Linked DNA regions of Homo sapiens: regions 1 and 2 are each linked to region 3. A link is an interaction called in ENCODE POLR2A ChIA-PET data of the cell type or tissue named here. Cell type or tissue: Panc1. All regions are shown on one strand. Links, peaks and the distances in the headings refer to the core of each region. The heading gives the core; the rest is flanking DNA. Region 1 overlaps RNASET2 (ribonuclease T2). Region 2 has its middle 51 kb from the start of RPS6KA2. Region 3 holds the start of RAMACL (RNA guanine-7 methyltransferase activating subunit like).

Region 1 (6,641 bases), core at 1,642-6,641, 340 kb after region 3:
CACCCATGCCATCTAGCCCTCACTCAAGCCACCCAGCTCTCACTTCCTCCATCCAGGCATCATTCCTGCCACCCAGGCCTCATCTACACTGCCTAGCCCTCACCTCCCCTGTCCAGCCCGTCCTCACCTACACTGCACAGCCCTCACCTCTGCCACCCAGGCCTCATCTATACTGCCCAGCCCTCACCTCCCCTGTCCAGCCCTCACCTCCCCGGTCCAGCCCTTGCCTCCCCCGTCCAGCCCTCACCTCCATCATGCAGCCACTGTCTCTGCTGTCCAGTCCTCACCTATGCCACATTGTCCGCATCTACACTGTACGGCCCTCCCCTGTGCCATCCAGCTGGCATCTTCTATGTAACACAACAAGAGCTGGAAGAGAAGAGGCCCTGGTCCCTGGGCGTGGAGGCGCAGAGCCACCCAGGACTGCAAAAGAACTCTTAACGGCCAACCATGGAACTGGGTGTTGATATCCCATGGAACTTGCTAAACTAGGTGAGCAGAAGAGCACTCCAGGCCACCCAAACTGCGCGGAGAATCCAGGCACAAGGAAGTGCTAAGCAGAGCCCTCATGGGCTGTGGGGAGTGGGTGGAGGCACTGCCAACAGGGCAGGAGGGATTGAGGGAATGTCCCTGAGCCGCCATACTGGGGAGGTGTGATCTGGGAGCAGAGAGCCATGGTTGGTTACGGAGAGTGGCACAAACACGGTGCCAGCGTCCAGCACTGACAGTCAGGTGGCGTGGCAGTCAATGCATGGCCCAGATGGGAGACTGAGGCTTGAACTAAGTCAGTAATGAGAAGGATAAGCTGAATATAATTCAGAATACTTTCACAATTTAGGCAAAATTTTTTTAAAAAGTTTCCAGTTCACTTTGAGGTTTCTACCTGGAATAAGCGGATGGTGATGTCATTCACCGAGATGGAGGCAAAAGTTTCGGTGGAAAGATAAGATACCTGGGCCAGGCGCGGTGGCTCACACCTATAATCCTAGCACTCTGGGAGGCTGAGGCAGGCAGATCACCTGAGGTCAGGAGTTCCAGACCAGCCTGGCCAACACAGTGAAACCCCAACTCTACTAAAAATACAAAAAATAGCCGGGCATGGTGGCGTGCCTAGTCCCAGCTACTCGGGAGGCTGAGGCAGAAGAATTGCTTGAACCCAGGAGACAGAGGTTGCAGTGAGCCGAGATCGCACCACTGCACTCCAGCCTGGGCGACAGAGTGAGACTCAGTCTCAAAAAAAAAAAAAAAGAAAAGAAAAGAAAAGATATCTAGTTCTGAATATGATACAATTGCTACTGTTAGTTATTCAAGCGCATAATGATCTCCCACTACTAGCTTGGAGAGAGGGATTGCTTTCCAGGTGACAAAGCATTGTCCCCTCCCAGGCCAAGAGAAATGCTCTTGGGTACAGCAATAGCCCTGCTGAGAAGGGGCTGGTCTGAAGGAGTTTCATGGGAACCTGGTTTTCTTGTCTCGCTTTTACCTATGGTGTCTTTTTCCACCATAAGTTCCACTCATCCCTGTGGCCTAGTCCACGGGTCCTCTTTTCCATGGTGCCGCAGAGATGCTCCAGGCAGACGCCTGCTCTGGCTGAGACCCGGGCCAGCTGCCCCTCCTGGCTGCTCTCCATCCTGAGATGCGCCTGCTCCTTTGTCCCCCTGGGAGACACTTGTACCCCCAGCTCTGATCCCAGAGCCTGGCCTGCTCCTCCTTCCACACATACGAGCCTGAGACCCCGCTCACATGGGAGGCATTTCTCAGTCACCTCCGCCCAGTTACAGCGAGAACCGTGTGGTCAGAGTTGCATCTTCCTGAGTTGAATCTGGAAAATGCACGACCTACTTGTTTAATGATGTAAAAACATGTGCTTGGATCTGATCTCCATCACTGAACCTTAAACGCAGAGTCTTCCCCTTCTGTCTCCTGCGGCTCATAAGTGCCTTATACTTACATGATCTGAGGCAGGTTATCAAACGCTCATGTTCTACCTGCTCCTGAGCTCTAGGCCAAAATAGGAATATTAAGAGAGCCAAGCATTTGCTTGTGCTCATGTTTTGAACCATCCAGCCCCTCACCAGTGCCTTCTTCCATTTAGCTGACGTGACAATGGCAGGAAACCAGCACTCCGCAGCCCATGCCTCCCACCAGGATGCTACCTTGTTGGCGTCCCCATCCGCTCTCAAATGCTCACACTCATATAATAAATACACGCTACTTAAAAAAAAGAATGGCTTCTTTAAAAACCGCAAAGGCCAGCCGACTGCAGACAGCCTCTGAAGAGCTGCTTTCCTTGACCCCCCAAGGCTATAAAATAAATGCAATTTGAATAGGAAGTCTGTTCAAATTCACCAGCTCCTCTGGGAATAATGAAGATAAAACCCAAGCCTTGATCCCTGTGTTCGCAAAATGACTCAAAAAAAAAAAAAAAAAAAAAAAGAATTGACATCATTTAAAGGACTCTGAGGCTTAAGAGTCCAACTCTAAAGTACACCCACTCCCTGAGGACGCAGAGCAAATGCAGGAAATCACGCCCTTCCAGGTGCAAAACAAATCAGATCTTGTCCCTCTCACAGGCATCAAAACACAAATCATCAGTTCCCGACAGAAACAAATCCTGCCCTGCCAAGCCAACAGAAAAACACTGGAGACAGAAATGAGCTCAGAGAAGGGCCGAGGGACAATGACAAGGTGGGGACCCTGGACCCTTGGGCTCCGCTAGCCTTCCCCACAGCTTGCAGAAGAGGGCTCAGCTCCTCCATTACAGAAGAGACAAAATACAGGGACTGCTTCCATCAAATCCCCCATCATCTCACTCTGTCTGTCTGCAGAAGCTGTCAGGCCTGGCTGGGTGCTGCCTGTCTCAGGCTCTTACTGCAGAGCTTGTTTCCAGAGGGCCAGAGGCCGTCCTGTGTCTCCTTTAATGCCTGCGGGGGACGCAGAGGCCACTGAGTCTAGGATCAGGACTGCGACACCTACTTTCTCACCGTCCCATCTGCCTGGTAAACCTTTGTCTCTCTCTGAACATTCTGCATTTCAGACTGTCTTGTAGACACCATGAAGTGAGGTTTTGGTTTGAGCCAATTTGAAAATCTCTTCTTTAAATGGGCGAGTAAAGCCGAATATTCACAGGCATTGATACAGCTGTTTTTTTTTTTTTTGTAAATTATGCTGACAATATGGTTATTCTAAGGATTAAATATTTCACGTGTTGAACACAATGCCTGGCACATAGTAAGTTCTATTTTAAATGTATATTGAATAAAACATAAATAGGACGTTAATGTGATTAAGACAAACAGAGAAAAGGATTTAAAGAGAGAAGAGGCCAGGAGACGCGGGAGAAGACAATGCTAACAGGTTGTCTTAACAACACATGGAAAGCTCCTCACTGCACAGCCCCCAGATGCCTCACTCCACGAGTGAAATCCCTGCACGGCAGGCCGAGAGCGTGGGTGCAGCAGTCTGCCTGACGTGAGAGCCATGTCATCACATATCTAGAAGGTAAGGGTACCTCCGGTTCTGGAACACACAATGTAGGCACATTTCGCTGGGGGCTCCATGTACATTTCTAAATAGATACCAGTGCAGGGACCTGGCTACCCTCTGATAAGAAGGAAGTGAGGCCTGACAGAAACTGACCTTCCAGTAACCTGGAAGAGACTGCTCTGACGGAGACAGGAGATGGCTGCTCTGTGAATACACCCAAATCTCCTAGGGCAGGAGGGGCAAAGTCACCGTTCTAGGACACACCTGTGACCACACCAGGCCTCCAACAACGGAGCAGCTGGCTAAGGAACGATGTCCTGGGGCTCTGGTCACATGGAACAGACCCAGTCTGAGCTAGAGACACCCCCCAGGCCCACCAGGCATCAGCGTGGGCTCCTGCCATGCGTGGAGCTCTTCGTCTTGACAGGGTCCCTGCGCCAAGAAGGCAACAGGCTCCGAGGGGAAAACTCGAGCAAGAGAGTCCCCTGAATCGGTGCCATCTGTCTAAATTCCAAGTATGCCTGCCTGATCTACCAGGGCACTGAAGAGTTTAATAGAGAAAAAAAAAAACAATCTGTGAGCTTTATCCCAAGCACAAAACAGCCACTCAGGCGTGGGAGAGCTCCTTTCTCCCCGTGTACGCCACATGCACTCACTCTACAGGGACCACAACATCCAATTCACAGGCATGGAGGGGAAACAGCAAAATAAACAGACTTCACTTTGGAGTTGTTTTTTAGAAAGCTGCAGTTTGTGAATTTCTCTTGCTTTTTAAAACAGAATATTTCCAAAACTTGGGCATCAATGCTTGGTCTTTTTAGGTGGGGGATAGAAGACTGGGCCATCTTCACAGACTCTCAGACCCCGGCTCTCGGCGGCCCCATTTGCCAGCCAGACTTCCTGCTTGGGGGACGGCTGCTCCCCCGGCTCGGTGCAGTTTTGCAGCTGCTGGTCTTGCTTAGTGAGGCACAGTTCTATCTGACCAATTGTCTGTACTTCCTCATCCTAAAAGTAAACAATGAAAGACGCTTTAGAATTCAGATCTTGGATTATCATCAAGGTCTTAAGATCATGAACTTTTAGAACTTTTAGAAGATAACAAAAGCAGAGGCTCCACACCACAGGTTCTAGGTTCCAAGAACGGACCCCTTCATTGAGCAGAAGGCTGCTGTGCACTAAATTGGAAGGAGTGGCCCCAGGTGACTCGCCTGTGGGCAGTGGAGCTGGGCTTGGGGGTTGGATCCCCTGGTCACCACCAGAGGCCAGCCTGGTGCCCTGGTGAAAAGCCTCTGCTTTTATGTTAGAGAAAATTAACAAAGTTACACACAGATACAACAGCACTCAACATATCTATCAAGATATTAGGAGAAGAAATGGCTTTTGTAGGCCAAAAGGGCAACAGTACCCTATTGCTAAAAGAACAGGTATATTCTTGTTAAAGATAAGCAAGAAGACAAACCCTGTCCTAGCATGCTGTCAAGAAACCATGCTTGCTCACACACAGCACATGCTCACACAGACACACATGCATGCTCACATACACAGATGTGCAGGCCTGTGCACACATGCAGAACATGCCCATATGTGCACACATACACACAGTACATGAACATGTTCATATGCACATTCACACAGAGGCACAGGCCCATGCACACACACAGCACATACCCACATGCATGTACACACACACACACACGCACATGCCCACACAGCACGTTCACATGCATGCACACATTCACACATGCACACACATGCCCACATGCATGTTCACACAGAGAACATGCACACACATGCACACACACAGCACATGCACACATGCATGTACATGCACACACAGCACATGCCCACATAATGTACACACTTGCACACACAGCACATGCGCACATGTATACTCATGCGCATACAGCACATGCACACATGCATGTACATGCACACACAGCACATGCCCACATAATGTACACACATGCACACACAGGACATGCACACACATGCACACATAGCACATGCCCACATGCATGTACACACACATGCACACATAGCACATGCCCACATGCATGTACACACACATGCACACACAGCACATGCACACATGCATGTACACACACACATGCACACACACACCACATGCCCACATATACAGACACAAATGCACAAATACAAGTCTGCCCCAGGGAACTGCATGGTGAAGACAAGGCCATCAGAAAAGTAGAACCTGTCTTCTTGAGAAAAAAAGGAAGACAAAACATAACTGTCTAACCTGGCTTGGTGGAAGGCACTGGATTTTGGGTATCACTCCATATACTCTGGCAAGGGCATCTTTAAAATCTGCAACCTGATTTTAAATACAAGTGTATTAGAAATTAAACTTCAACAGAAAAGATCTGACAGTTCTGGACTATCCTGAGCGCAACAGTGGCAGGGTCCTGGTCTCCCTTGGCTGGCAGGGACAGGACCCAGCACAGGTGTGAGAATGATGCCCCCACCTCCACCAGCGAAGCAGAGGATGCTGTCAACCTGGGCTTCATCCCCAGACCACAAGCCGCTCGCTGCGGCTCTGTTTTCCTCTCTGCTCCTGTTTCTCTGGAGAGCAGAGCTCTCCTCCTCCCAGTGTCTTTCTGGGCCCCGAGCTGTCTCACCTGAAACGCCACCTGCCACAGCCACCCTCATCCACCAACAACTACTCTGCCTTTCGCGGCCCATAAAGCTTTCTCAGCCCTGTCCACTCTGAAGTATCTCTCTCTCCCGACCCCCTCCCCACGGTGGACACATTCTCCTTCACAGAAGAAAGGCCCTGGGACCCCTCAGCTACCGGTCCCGAAACTGCAAACCTAGACCCCCCTGTGCTCCAACCTCCTCTTGGATGAGGGGCCTCCTCCTCGCTCTACTGAGGGAGTCCTCCCCCACTGCTTCTGCCTCGTGCCTTCTGACTCAAACCTCCTAGGAGGACACCTGCATCCTCTCAGCCTCGTACTCTGGCTTTGGGGGGCACCAAGCTGGGGTCACCAGCTCCAGCAGATGCCTTTTGCCCCTTGCCTCAGACACTGTCCACTCCTTCCACGAAGCTCTCCTGTGGGCCTCCTGAGCACCTGCTCCACTGACCGCCTGGCTGCCGGCTGCCATTCCTGCCCCATCTCCTTGGCCTCCTTCTTCTCCTT
Region 2 (5,000 bases), core at 1-5,000, 93 kb after region 3:
TCTCATTTCAATCCTATTTTGTGCCTGTTTCCAGTTCCACTCACTAGAATTCCTCAACACTGTCCCAATATTTGTTTTTGTGTTTTAGCACTCCTATTTTAAATCGGGAGGAATGCTTTCACTTTTCCAGTTATTCCTTATTTGTTTCATCCTGTTTGTTTTTTGGCTATTGTGTCATATCTTCACAGTCTCTCTAGGTTTTTAAAGGTCTCTGTTCCCTGAGTTCTATATGCTGCTTCTGAGGTCACCATTTGTTTGCTTTTCTCTGGGCAGGTAAGGAAGCTGTCAATCGTCATAACAGAAAGTTGAGTGTAAACAGGCTTCGCCGTAAGGGATTCACTGGCTCGCCAATGAAAAGTCCTGGGAGGCCGGGTGCGGTGGCTCATACCTGTCATCCCAGCACTTTGGGAGGCCGAGGGGGGATGGATCACTTGAGGTCAGGCGTTGGAGACCAGCCTGGCCAACATGATGAAACCTTGTCTCTACCAAAAACACAAAAATTAGCTGGCCGTGGTGGCATACACCTGTAATCCCAGCTACTCAGGAGGCTGAGGCAGGAGAATCACTTGAAACCAGGAGGCGGAGGTTGCAGTGAACCAAGATCATGCCACTGCACTCCAGCCTATGCAACAGACTTAAGACTCTGTCTCAAAAAAAAAAAAAAAAAATGTCCTGGGAGGTGCAGCCTGCACAACTGCCTTATCCACTTCTCTTCTCCTGAAGGGCTGGCCCTGCCCCAGGCCGGTCTCCCCTAGAAAGTGTGGCCGGTTGATCTCCGGAAGCGCAAGTCCACCCTGTGATTCCACGCCTCACCCTCTAGCGGCTCGGCTCCCTATTACACGGGAAGATTCCTCTTGATTTGAAGTCAGCCATGATCAGATCTCACCTAATCTCCATGTAGAACTTGTAACCAGGACCGTTCCAGGCACACACTTCAGACTGTCCCCTCCTGGAGGTGTCCCTGTGCTGAGCCCTCCCGTGAGGCCGGGCATCAGATAATAAGACTTTTCCCCTTGAAACTCCACAGCCATCTGCTTCATGTTTCCACAGCACTTACCACACTCTGCTGCGAACACTGCTCCCAACGTCTACATATTCACGCTCAACCAGATTTAAACTTCCTTCAATCTACATGTTTGTATGTATCCTACAATACCAAACACAATTTACTACACTTCAAAGAGGCTCATGATTATGAATTGAATTTTTTCTCTTGTCCTTCTTGTTTTGACTGATTAGTTATTGGAGAAACTGGAACTGAGAAAGGATTTCTTTAATGGTCCAGCACATAGGAGTAGTGTGTCGTGATGTTCTCTTGAGAAAGCCTGGGCTTCTCTTCAACGGAGTTTTAGTTAACTTGGAGAAATCTTCTGTTTCCAGTATGCTCAATTCTACCAAATTTAGGTGAATTTATATATAGTTGTTTTGCGTATTTTGAAAATTTATAACCTTCAAGGGCTACCAGGTGTCTTCACAACAGAAAGCTTGAGGTAGTACTAGGATGGAAGGTCAGAGGTTGACACCTTCCAGAAAGACGGAACGGAAGGACATGGGCATCAAGCCAAGGTTAGGTTTTATACCTAAGAGGCAGAACCGCCTGATTCTGAGAAATAGAGATATAAAATAGTAGAAGATACTATACAATACAAATACCTTCTACTGTGTAGTTAAAAATAAGAAACGTGTTCATATCAGTTTTTTTTTTTTTTTTTGAGACAGGGTCTCACTTTGTCACCCAGGCTGAAGTGTAGTGGCATGATGTCGGCTCACTGCAACCTCCTCCTCCAGGCTCAAGCAACCCTCTTGCCTCAGCCTTCCGAGTAGCTGGGACTACAGGCATGCACCACCACTCCCAGCTAATTTTTGTATTTTTAGTAGAGACAAGGCCAGGCTGGTCTCAAATTCCTGGCCTCAAGTGATCTGCCTGCCTGGGCTTCCCAAAGTGCTGGGATTACAGGCATGTATTTACCAACCTGAGTAGGTATTAATGCTATTCCATCTTTATCCTTGAAAAGGGGAAGGAAGATATTTTTGGATTATTCTAAAATTAAAAGTAAATTATATGATGCCTAGGACTTGCCACAAAATAACCTGGAGCTGTGTGGGTAGGTGGAGAAGGAGAGGGAGTGGACACATAAATAAAACAAGACTGGCCTGGTCTGGTAATTTTGGAAATTATCTGAGACAGATCTGTGGGGATTTATTACATTCTTTGCTTCCACATGTGCTTGCATTTTTTATGATAAAACTCATCTTTTTTAAAGCAGGGGTTTAACCTCTCAAGCAAATGAGTGTGACTGTCACTTTTAAAATGCTTCTGATATTAAAATCACTCCCAGAACAGCATAAAATAAGTCATTTTTAAAGCTGGTGTGGGATGTAGCTGTGATCCTGGGAAAATATAAAGCTGGTTTCCGGTATGGATCCACACCTGTGCTGTGTTCATACCAACAGCCCGGCTCAAGAACATATGCCAGCCGTCAAGTTGTGCAACCAGCACCAATTTCTCCTGCCAGCCAGAGCCTCCTTACCTTCCCACCTTATTTCCGGCCACTTCCCAGCACCCATTCTTACTCCAGGTGGGTCTAAATCCTCTCTGCTCCTCACGAGGCTCTTCCACGCTTATCCTGGCTCAGAACATCTCTCATCCCCCTGACTGGGCCTCCACCCTCCACGGGGAACCAAATCATGGGAAAGCTGGATTCCACAAGCCGCCCTGCAAGCCCACTGACCGCAGAAGGTTGCCTTCTACAACAGCTTAGCTCAAAACCTTCTTTTCGCTAAATAAAGTTGTATTTTACTTCCATGCAAAATAAACAAAAACTCAGTTTCCTGCCTTCAATCCTTCTCTCTTTTATTTCACAGAAGGAACTTTGGTTCTCTTAAATAAGGCTTCCACTCTGCATGTCTTTCCCAACAGATAAGATCGTTTACGTCTACTTACAGTTCTCAATGTTTGCTGTTCTGCGTCACCCTCAGAGTTACAGATGACTGTGACTCACGCCTGGAGAAGCAGCAAGGTGGGGTGAGAAAGGCCAGGTGGTGACCTTTGTCCAACCATGGCTGGCAAGCGACAAAGAAAGGGGGCTCAAAACGTGGCCTCTGAAGTCTCGATCCCCCGCATTTCTGCTGCGCCTTGAGCCCCCTGTGCTTCATGGGGCTGGGCTCTCAACCGCAAAGCAGGTATTTTTTGACCACAGATGAATTTCTAAAATTTGGCAAAAGGATTTAAAAACTCTAGAAATAGTGTGTATTTAGATATCTGTTCCCCAGATAAATTTGAGTATGACTTTTTTTGATCATGGTCATTAGTAGATAAAACCGTATTTGTTTACAAGTAATATTAATTCTATAGGATTTAGTTCACGTTACAAAACCTGGTTGACCAATTACCAGCACTAACAGAACTAAATAGTAAGTTTGGAGAAAGAAACTGTGAACAGAAAGGCTATTCAGTAGGAGATGTTGCTTTTTAAGTCACAACAAAAAAATAATAAATATTGTCACCGGGCGTGGTGGCTCATGCCTATAATCCCAGCACTTTGGGAGACTGAGGCGGGTGGATCACCTGAGGTCAGGAGTTCGAGACCAGCCTGGCCAAGATGGCAAAACCCCAACTCTCTTTAAAAAAAAAAAAAATACAAAAATTAGCCAGGCATGGTGGCGGGTGCCTGTAATCACAGCTATTCAGGAGGCTGAGGCAGAAGAATCACTTGAACCTGGGAGGTGGAGGTTTCAGTGAGCTGAGATCACACCACTGCACTCCAGCCTGGGCAACAGAGTGAGACTCCATCTCAATAATAATAATAATAATAAATAAATATTGTCACTTATTTTTGCCAGTGCAAATCTAGAAAACATGAGATGAAGGATAATGTGTAGGACATAGCCAAAAAGAGCTTGAACGTGAAAGTGAGAGGTAACAACGTGCTAGCAGCCCTGGCTCGCTCTCGGCACCTCCTCAACCTGGCGGCGCTCCTCGATCTGGCCGCGCTCGAGGAGCCCTTCAGCCCGCTGCTGTGCTGTGGGGGCCCATCTCTGGGGCTGGCCGAGGCCGGAGCCGGCTCTCTCTGCTGGTGGGGAGGTGTGGAGGGAGCGGCGCGGGCGGGAGCTGGGGTTGCGAGTGGTGCTCACTGGCTGGCGCGGGTTCCAGGTGAGCGCGGCTCGGCAAGCCCCGCACTCAGCGCGGTTGGCCAGCGCCTGCTGGGCTTGATGGGGGACGAGCTCCCTCTGGGCTGCAGGAGTACCTGGACTAGGTGCCGCAAAGTCCCTCGGCAGTGCCAGTGAGAGGTGAAGCCAGCTGGGCTTCTGGGATGGGTGGGGACTTGGAGAATTTTTCTGTCTAGCTAAAGGATTGTAAACCCACCAGTCAGCACTCTGTGTCTAGCTAAAGGTTTGTAAACGCACCAATCAGCACTCTGTGTCTAGCTAACGGTTTGTAAACGTGCCAATCAGCACTTGTTTAGCTAAAGGTATGTAAACGCACCAATCAGCACTCTGTGTCTAGCTAATCTGGTGGGGACTTGGAGAACTTTTGTGTCTAACTAAAGGATTGTAAACACACCAATCAGCACTCTGTGTCTAGCTAAAGGTTCGTAAACACACCAATCAGCACTCTGTCAAAACTGACCAATCAGCTCTCTGTAAAACGGACCAATCAGCTCTGTAAAATGGACCAATCAGCTCTCTGTAAAATGGACCAATCAGCAGGATGTGGGTGGGGCCAGATAAGGGAATAAAAGCAGGCCGCCCCAGCCAGGAGACCTACCTGCTCTGGTCCCCTTCCACGTTGTGGAAGGTTTGTTTTTTTGCTCTTTGTAGTAAATCTTGCTGGTGCCCACTTTTTGGGTCTGTGCCGCTTTTGTGAACTGTAACATCTCCACGAAGGTTTGCAGCTTCACTCCTGAAGCCAGTGACAGCACGAGCCCGCCAGGAGGGACGAACAACTCTGGACGTGCCAACCTTATGAACTGTAACACTCACTGTGAAGGTTTGCAGCT
Region 3 (6,519 bases), core at 1,520-6,519:
GCTGAGGAATTTTTCTTTTCTTTTCTTTTCTTTTTTTGAGACGAAGTCTCATTCTGTTGCCCAGGCTGGAATGCAGTGGCGCAATCTCGGCTCACTGCAACCTCTGCCTCCCAGGTTCAAGCGATTCTCCTGCCTCAGCTTCCCAAGTAGCTGGGACTACAGACACACCACCACGCCCAGCTAATTTTTGTAATTTTTAGTAGATAGGGGTTTTGCCAGGCTGGTCTCGAACTCCTGACCTCAGATGATCTGCCCGCCTCGGCCTCCCAAAGGGCTGGGTTTATAGGCTTGAGCCACTGTGTCTGGCCAGGGCTGAGGAATTTAATATTGCACATACATATTGTCTATGATTCTTTATGTGAAAATCCACTCAAACATCCACTCTGCTTTTGACAGCATCAGCCTTTCTCATGACAAAACCTTCCCCTCAGGGCCTATGCGGAGAATGCCGACAGCACCTGGGCTCCAGCGCCTTCTGGGGCCTAGGCCTCTCTACACCCACCTGGATGCGCAGGTCAAAGTGCTTTGCTTCTCAGGGAGGGAACTGACGCCCCGCTCAGCCCTTCCTTCTCCTACGCTCCACTGTCCTGAGGGACTTGATGTCCAAGTGCTCAGGTGGGTTCGGCATTTTCCACAAACCCAAGGACCAGGCATGGCAGCCTGTTGAGGCCACCGAGAGGCCGGCTTCGAGTATGCGGGGCAGTGGGTGGGTATTTCGCTGTGTCCATTTTCCTTATATTCACTTTCTATTTGAATGACAGAGAATTATACCCAGAAACAGACTAGTTTAGATTTGAAAGCCCTTGGAAATCACCACTTCAAATGAAGACCCACCCTGGGCGAGATGGGGAGGGAACACCCGCTGGGCAGGAGGGCACGGGGAGAGGGCCGGATGGGGTGGAATGCCCACTGGGCAGGTGGGCTGGGCAGGAGGGCACAGGAAGAGGGTGAGATGGGGTGGGACGCCCACTCGGCAGGTGGGCTGGGCAGGAGGGCACGGGGAGAGGGCGGGATGGGGTGGAATGCCCACTGGGCAGGTGGGCTGGGCAGGAGGGCACAGGGAGAGGGTGAGATAGGGTGGGACGCCCACTGGGCAGGTGGGCTGGGCAGGAGGGCACAGGGAGAGGTGAGATGGGGTGGGACGTCCACTGGGCAGGTGGGCTGGGCAGGAGGGCCCAGGGAGAGATGAGATGGGGTGGGACGCCCACTGGGCAGGTGGGCTGGGCAGGAGGGCCCAGGGAGAGGTGAGATGGGGTGGGACGCCCACTGGGCAGGTGGGCTGGGCAGGAGGGCACAGGGAGAGGTGAGATGGGGTGAGATGCCCATGGGCAGGTGGGGTGAGCAGGAGGGCACAGAGAGGGTGAGCACAGTGGCCACTGAAAGCCGCTGAGCCGTCCATGGAGATCTGAACTGTTGAGCTGGCTTCCGGTGGCATGCACTTTTTGAAATAAAGCCTTTTCATTTGACCATGAATGTGTTCAACAAAACCAAACTTCTTGGGAGAGTGAACATGTGTTAAATGACCATATACTAACCCATCACGCTGACTGTTCACAGCTGCTCACCACCATGACCTCATTAGTTGGGCGGAGATGAATATGCAGCCATTTTACGATCACAAATTACATTCCACAACTGAAATGTAGCATGGAGCTCTGAGAGATTTTTCATAAATCACAAGTTTTATAGTATGCAATGAATTTTTATCAAATTCATAACATAGATGCATACATCTTATTTTGGAAAATGAAATGGCATTTATTTTCTCCACAGAAAAAGTGCCAAAAAATGGGCAGTAATAAAATTTCCATTATTCAAGAGGTTAGATATGATTTCCATCTTGACTGAAAAAGCCAGAACGCTTTGAAAGAACTTCTTTTAGGGGTTCTTATGTAAGAATTGCTATTATGCATCCAATGTGCAGAGGAAGAAAAAACAAAACACAAAAAAACCTCTTGAATAATAAAAGCTATGGAATAAAGCAGTATAATAGGTTGGTTTTAAAACTTAAATATTTTTGGTAACTTGATGTGGATAATAATTTGAAGATTTAAGAAAAATAACTCACTATATTTTTTACCTTCCACATTTTCTCCTACTTTAAAATTCACTCACTTTGTCTTGACTTGGTCGTTGACTGCTTTTATTCATAATTCACTTGGGATAAACAGACTTGAAGCATATACACGATAATTATTTCAATATCAATTCTAATAAAGACAAAGCAGTTTGGTAAGTTTTACTCGCATTCGCATACTTTTCAAGGTATCATATTACACATAATTAGATCCTAGAAACAACCAAATTGCTACTTGTGAGCTAAAAGTGCTGAATTCTTGCTTGTTTAGAAAGCACACTGCCTCATCCAAGGCCCTGATGTCCAGCTCACCCTAGGGTCTAGCACTCTGCACCCTGTAGGACTTGCACCAGAGATCACGGCCTTCTTGGGGCAAACCACAGCACTGTCGCTGTGATCTGCGGAAACGGCTCCCTCCACTTTGCCTCCTGTGAGTCTTGGTGATTAAATTGTTGAGCAACTTCAAAGCACAGAGGCGAAAACCAATGGGAAGAAGCAGCTGGTGGTGGAGAGCTTAAGCATCCTGCGCACCTTCTCTGAGCTCTGGCCAGGCCGTGCTGAAACACTGCGGAAGTCATGTCTACACCAGGGTTCCCCACCCACTGTCCAGAGGTGACAAAGGAGAGACGCTCCTGATAAATGTCTTCACGTGACAGTTTGTCATTAAAAACCGAAGCTAAGCCCACTGAATTCCTGAGTGCTTATTAAAGCGCCAATGGCCAAAAGAGACAAGACTCACAAGACTGTGGCTTTCTCCTCTGGATGGCAGAAGACGTATCTCACTTGGCTTGTTTCAGTCCAGGAGGCATCACGCCAAAGGAAGTACTATGCCACAGGAAGAAATGTGCAAACTGGCTGGTTCTCACGTTTTTCTACAGCATTTTACTTCCATGGGTTCTATCTAATGGTAACATAGGTTAGAGCAAAACACAGTCAACACAGTTGCTTTAGCTCAAGTAATTTCATCACCTTACCCCATAGTGATAGTGACCCTCTAAGGGTCAACAAAAAGGCGCATCTTAAAATGTATTTTATAGCTCTGGTAGGCCAGGTGTGCAACGAAACAAGGTTAATAAATTTAAAATGCCTTGGTGTGTTTTGCTCCTTTCTTAGTCTGCCTGAGCTGCCATAACAAAGTACTATGGATTGGGTGGCTTACAAAACAGACATTTATTTCCCATAGTTCTGGAAGCTGGAAGTCCAAGACCAAGGTGCCAGCCATTTGGTCCTGGTGAGGGCCCAATTCCTGGCTCACAGGCAGCTGCTTCTTGCAGCGCCCTTTCGTGGTGGAGCAAGAGCTCTGGTCTCTCTTCCTCTTCCTCTGAGGACACTACTCCCATCGAATCAGGGCCCCAGGCTTAGGACCTCACTTCACCTTCATTACTTCCTTACAGGCCCTTTCTCCACATAGAATCACACTGGGGGTTGGAGCTTCCAAATGTGAACATGGAGGGATACAATTGAGTCCATTAACATTCCATCCCTTATTTGTAGTAACAGCATGACCATACTCAGTGATGACAGGGACACTCTAAATGTCAACATTTACATCTTACAACACTTTTTATAGCTCTATTAGGCCAGTTATGTCATGACATCACAATTAATAAATGAAAAATGCCTGGGCATTCTGGGGATACTCAGCAGCTCTCCAGATGTTAAGGAAACTCAGTATACCCCAATCTGGTCATTTCTATCTGTGATTGTGATCTTTTGCACTTTATTTTATAGTAATTTTAACTGAAATTTTTAACGGAAACAAAGGAGCTACGCTGTCATGCCAAGTTTTCAGTAAATACGTTGAGGAGCTGTGAGCTCAGAAAGCGTTCCAATAGAATTCATTTCTCATGGAGAGACCATGATTGATCTATTTGAAATGCAATATTGGTCCAGAAACTCAGAAACATTTGGTGGAACTCAGGGTTTACAATAACAACATTAGCTAAAGATTCAATCTGGACCTATTTTAAGATCCCGAGGGGGTGGCACATTGGTGTGTCATTCCCAAGATGTCTCAAAACACACAGCAGATTTCTGCTGTAGCAACTAGTGTGAGAAAACCCGAGAGCTTCTTGGTCATCTTTGCACCTCTGAGTGCTGAGCACACGTGTGGTGACGATGTTGCTACAACGATGTGGGGTGCAGGAAGCTCGAGTTTCAAAAGAAGATCATAAGTAACACATTTTTCCTTCTAGCCAGAATGCCCTGAAATACATGAAAAAAGATGCAGCTCTGGCTACGTGAAAAAGAGGTAGTGAGTGACTCGGGGCTGGGAAACGAAGCCGTCCTCGCTGGGATGGACTTTCAGTCTCACATCTTCAGCAACTTTAGCTTCTTCATTATGACTTTTTTTCTCTTGAAGATTAAGGAATCGAGGATTGCTGACATGTCTGTATTGATTAGTTATGGTTCTCCACTATGTTTACTGCCATCCTAATTACAGAACCTAATTTTCACATTTACTTATAATTGTGTGCAATTGTCCAGGCTGATCTTTTAAGGTTAAAGAGAAAATCTCAAACATGACATCAAACAAGTCTTTTTTTTTTTTTTTTTTTTTCCTTATTTTACAGCTTTATTACTGATTTCCCTCTAAAAAGAGACTCAAGTGTGGAGCTGACTCATCTATAGATTAAGGAATCACAAAGTACCATAGTCACTTAACAAATGCAAAAAAAAAAAAAAGCAATTGTTTTACCTTTCAACTGCTGATGTTATGTACAATCTATCACAAAAAGCATAGCTGTGCATTCATGAGCTGATTATATCAACCTCTAGAATTTTAGAAACGAGCACATCTAAGCATATGGATACTCTCTTACCTTACAAAGTAAAAGCATTTTCTATTTTAAAATTTTTATTTCTGTGTAAAACAAAGAATTCCTAGAGGTCAAATAATATACCAAACTTAAAGCACTATTAAGTCATGAAACAAAGAAGATTCTGAGGTAGAAGTCAAGCAATATAATCCACAGTTTCAGGTATTCCCAGCAACCATCGCATTTCGCAAGTAAGATCTATTTTTTTTAAAGTCTCAACTTCCAAAAAATCAATAATCCATTCTGTAAAATCAGATGTAAAACTATGACCAACAGAAGACACCCAAACTTTTCTCATGGTAACAGAGTAAATGCTTTTACTAAAAGCTGCCAACATTTCTATCAGTAGTAACCGTAAGGAGGCCGCTGGTTGTAACCATAATGTCCATATTGCTGGGGATAGTAAGGTTCTTGTCTGTGTTGCGGGTAGTTGTTACCCCAGGATCGTCCATGCCACTGATTGGATCGATTGTCACTTGGCCACCCCCATCTGTTGTCCCTGCCTCTGAACTGTCTGTTGTCTTGCAACCGATTGCCTCTGTTTCTTTGGTTCCCACCAGCTCTGCTATTCCATTCCTCAACAATTGGAGGAGACTCAGGAGGGCGTTTCAGGTATTCCTGATACTCCTTGTCATTTTCTGTGAATCTACTAGCAAACATCTCTTCAAAATTTGGAACAGCTTCGGCAGTGTCAGTCATTCTGAAAATCCCAAAGGTTTGAGGCAGCTGTATTGCTTAATGTTTAGGTTGTTTAAATCCGCCAAGGGCTATGTCTATCCAGCTCAGGCCGAACCCCGCCGGCGAGACACTGAGAAGCCCAGGAGAGGTGGCCTCTGGTCCACTACACCGTGGAACTCCAGACCACTCCAGTTCTCCAATGTAACCGAGCGCCTTCCTCTCCAAACAAGTCTTTTAATAAGGCCCATGAACTAGTCCATATATATACCAGAGGAGGAAAGAAAAAGAATGACCACAGTTTATTCTGAAGACATGACAAAGGTAACACACATCAGTTATACACAAAGTCAAATTTCAGCATTACCTCCAGGGCAGAGGGAGCCAACAGCTTTCAGAAATCTCTGCTCCTGCCATAGACTGGGGCTCCCCTCAGCTGCCTCCCAGTGGGGACTACATTACCCAGCCCTCCTTGCAGGCAGGTGTGGTCATGTGACTAGCCCTGGCCAATGGAGTGTGTCTGGATGGTGTACCTTAAAGAAGCAGGTGCTTCTTTCATAGTCTCTTTCCCCCCACAGCTAACTGCAGGCCCTTAGGGCTGGTGGAGCTACAAAGAAGAAGCCTGGGTCCCCCAAATCCCCATGTGGAAGCAAAGTGGCCAGTCATCAGGAACCCTGACATTAGACTAACACATAAGGAAGAAATAATTTTTCTTTTATGAACTCAGGGAAATATTTTCCTGAAACACAAGAGTGCACAGTCCAGAGACCCTGGGTCAGAGCCCTACAGGCCCAAGAAAGGCTTGGTTGGACACTGGCATGGGACAGAGGGAGGCAAGAAAGATGAGATAAGCACAGACTAGAGATTCGTATCTGCTTTTCATAAGTACAAGAGAAATGTACCATCAAAATCAGTTCTAATCACCGTCACTCTAATTGTGTGGCATCA

The links. Peaks named below come from ENCODE experiments on the same cell type or tissue, not always from the same donor. Only the 100,000 strongest peaks of a DNase experiment are listed, where the experiment ranks them.
Region 1: POLR2A ChIA-PET joins it to region 3 with 15 read pairs; 3 of 35 experiments call an interaction of 5 or more read pairs at or near these places.
Region 2: POLR2A ChIA-PET joins it to region 3 with 10 read pairs; 2 of 35 experiments call an interaction of 5 or more read pairs at or near these places.

What each region holds. Positions count from the first base shown.
Region 1 is chr6:166,925,301-166,931,941 of GRCh38, forward strand. RNASET2 (ribonuclease T2) reads right to left here. Exons shown (of 9, transcript NM_003730.6): 8 at 5,744-5,818; 9 at 1-4,491. The coding sequence ends at 4,288. Among named protein-coding and RNA genes, the nearest start is that of RPS6KA2-AS1, 25 kb to the left of the region's middle. In Panc1, for the core only: no CTCF peak of the experiment used is centred there; no DNase peak of the experiment used is centred there.
Region 2 is chr6:166,675,668-166,680,667 of GRCh38, forward strand. It overlaps a transcript of RPS6KA2 not described here. Among named protein-coding and RNA genes, the nearest start is that of RPS6KA2, 51 kb to the left of the region's middle. In Panc1, for the core only: no CTCF peak of the experiment used is centred there; a DNase peak (open chromatin) is centred at 2,979.
Region 3 is chr6:166,580,883-166,587,401 of GRCh38, forward strand. The region is part of intron 1 of RPS6KA2 (ribosomal protein S6 kinase A2); the gene reads right to left. RAMACL (RNA guanine-7 methyltransferase activating subunit like) reads right to left here and starts at 5,796. Exons shown (of 1, transcript NM_001395999.1): 1 at 2,127-5,796. The coding sequence starts at 5,595. The coding sequence ends at 5,239. RefSeq lists an enhancer at 1-782 and a silencer at 5,999-6,138. In Panc1, for the core only: no CTCF peak of the experiment used is centred there; no DNase peak of the experiment used is centred there.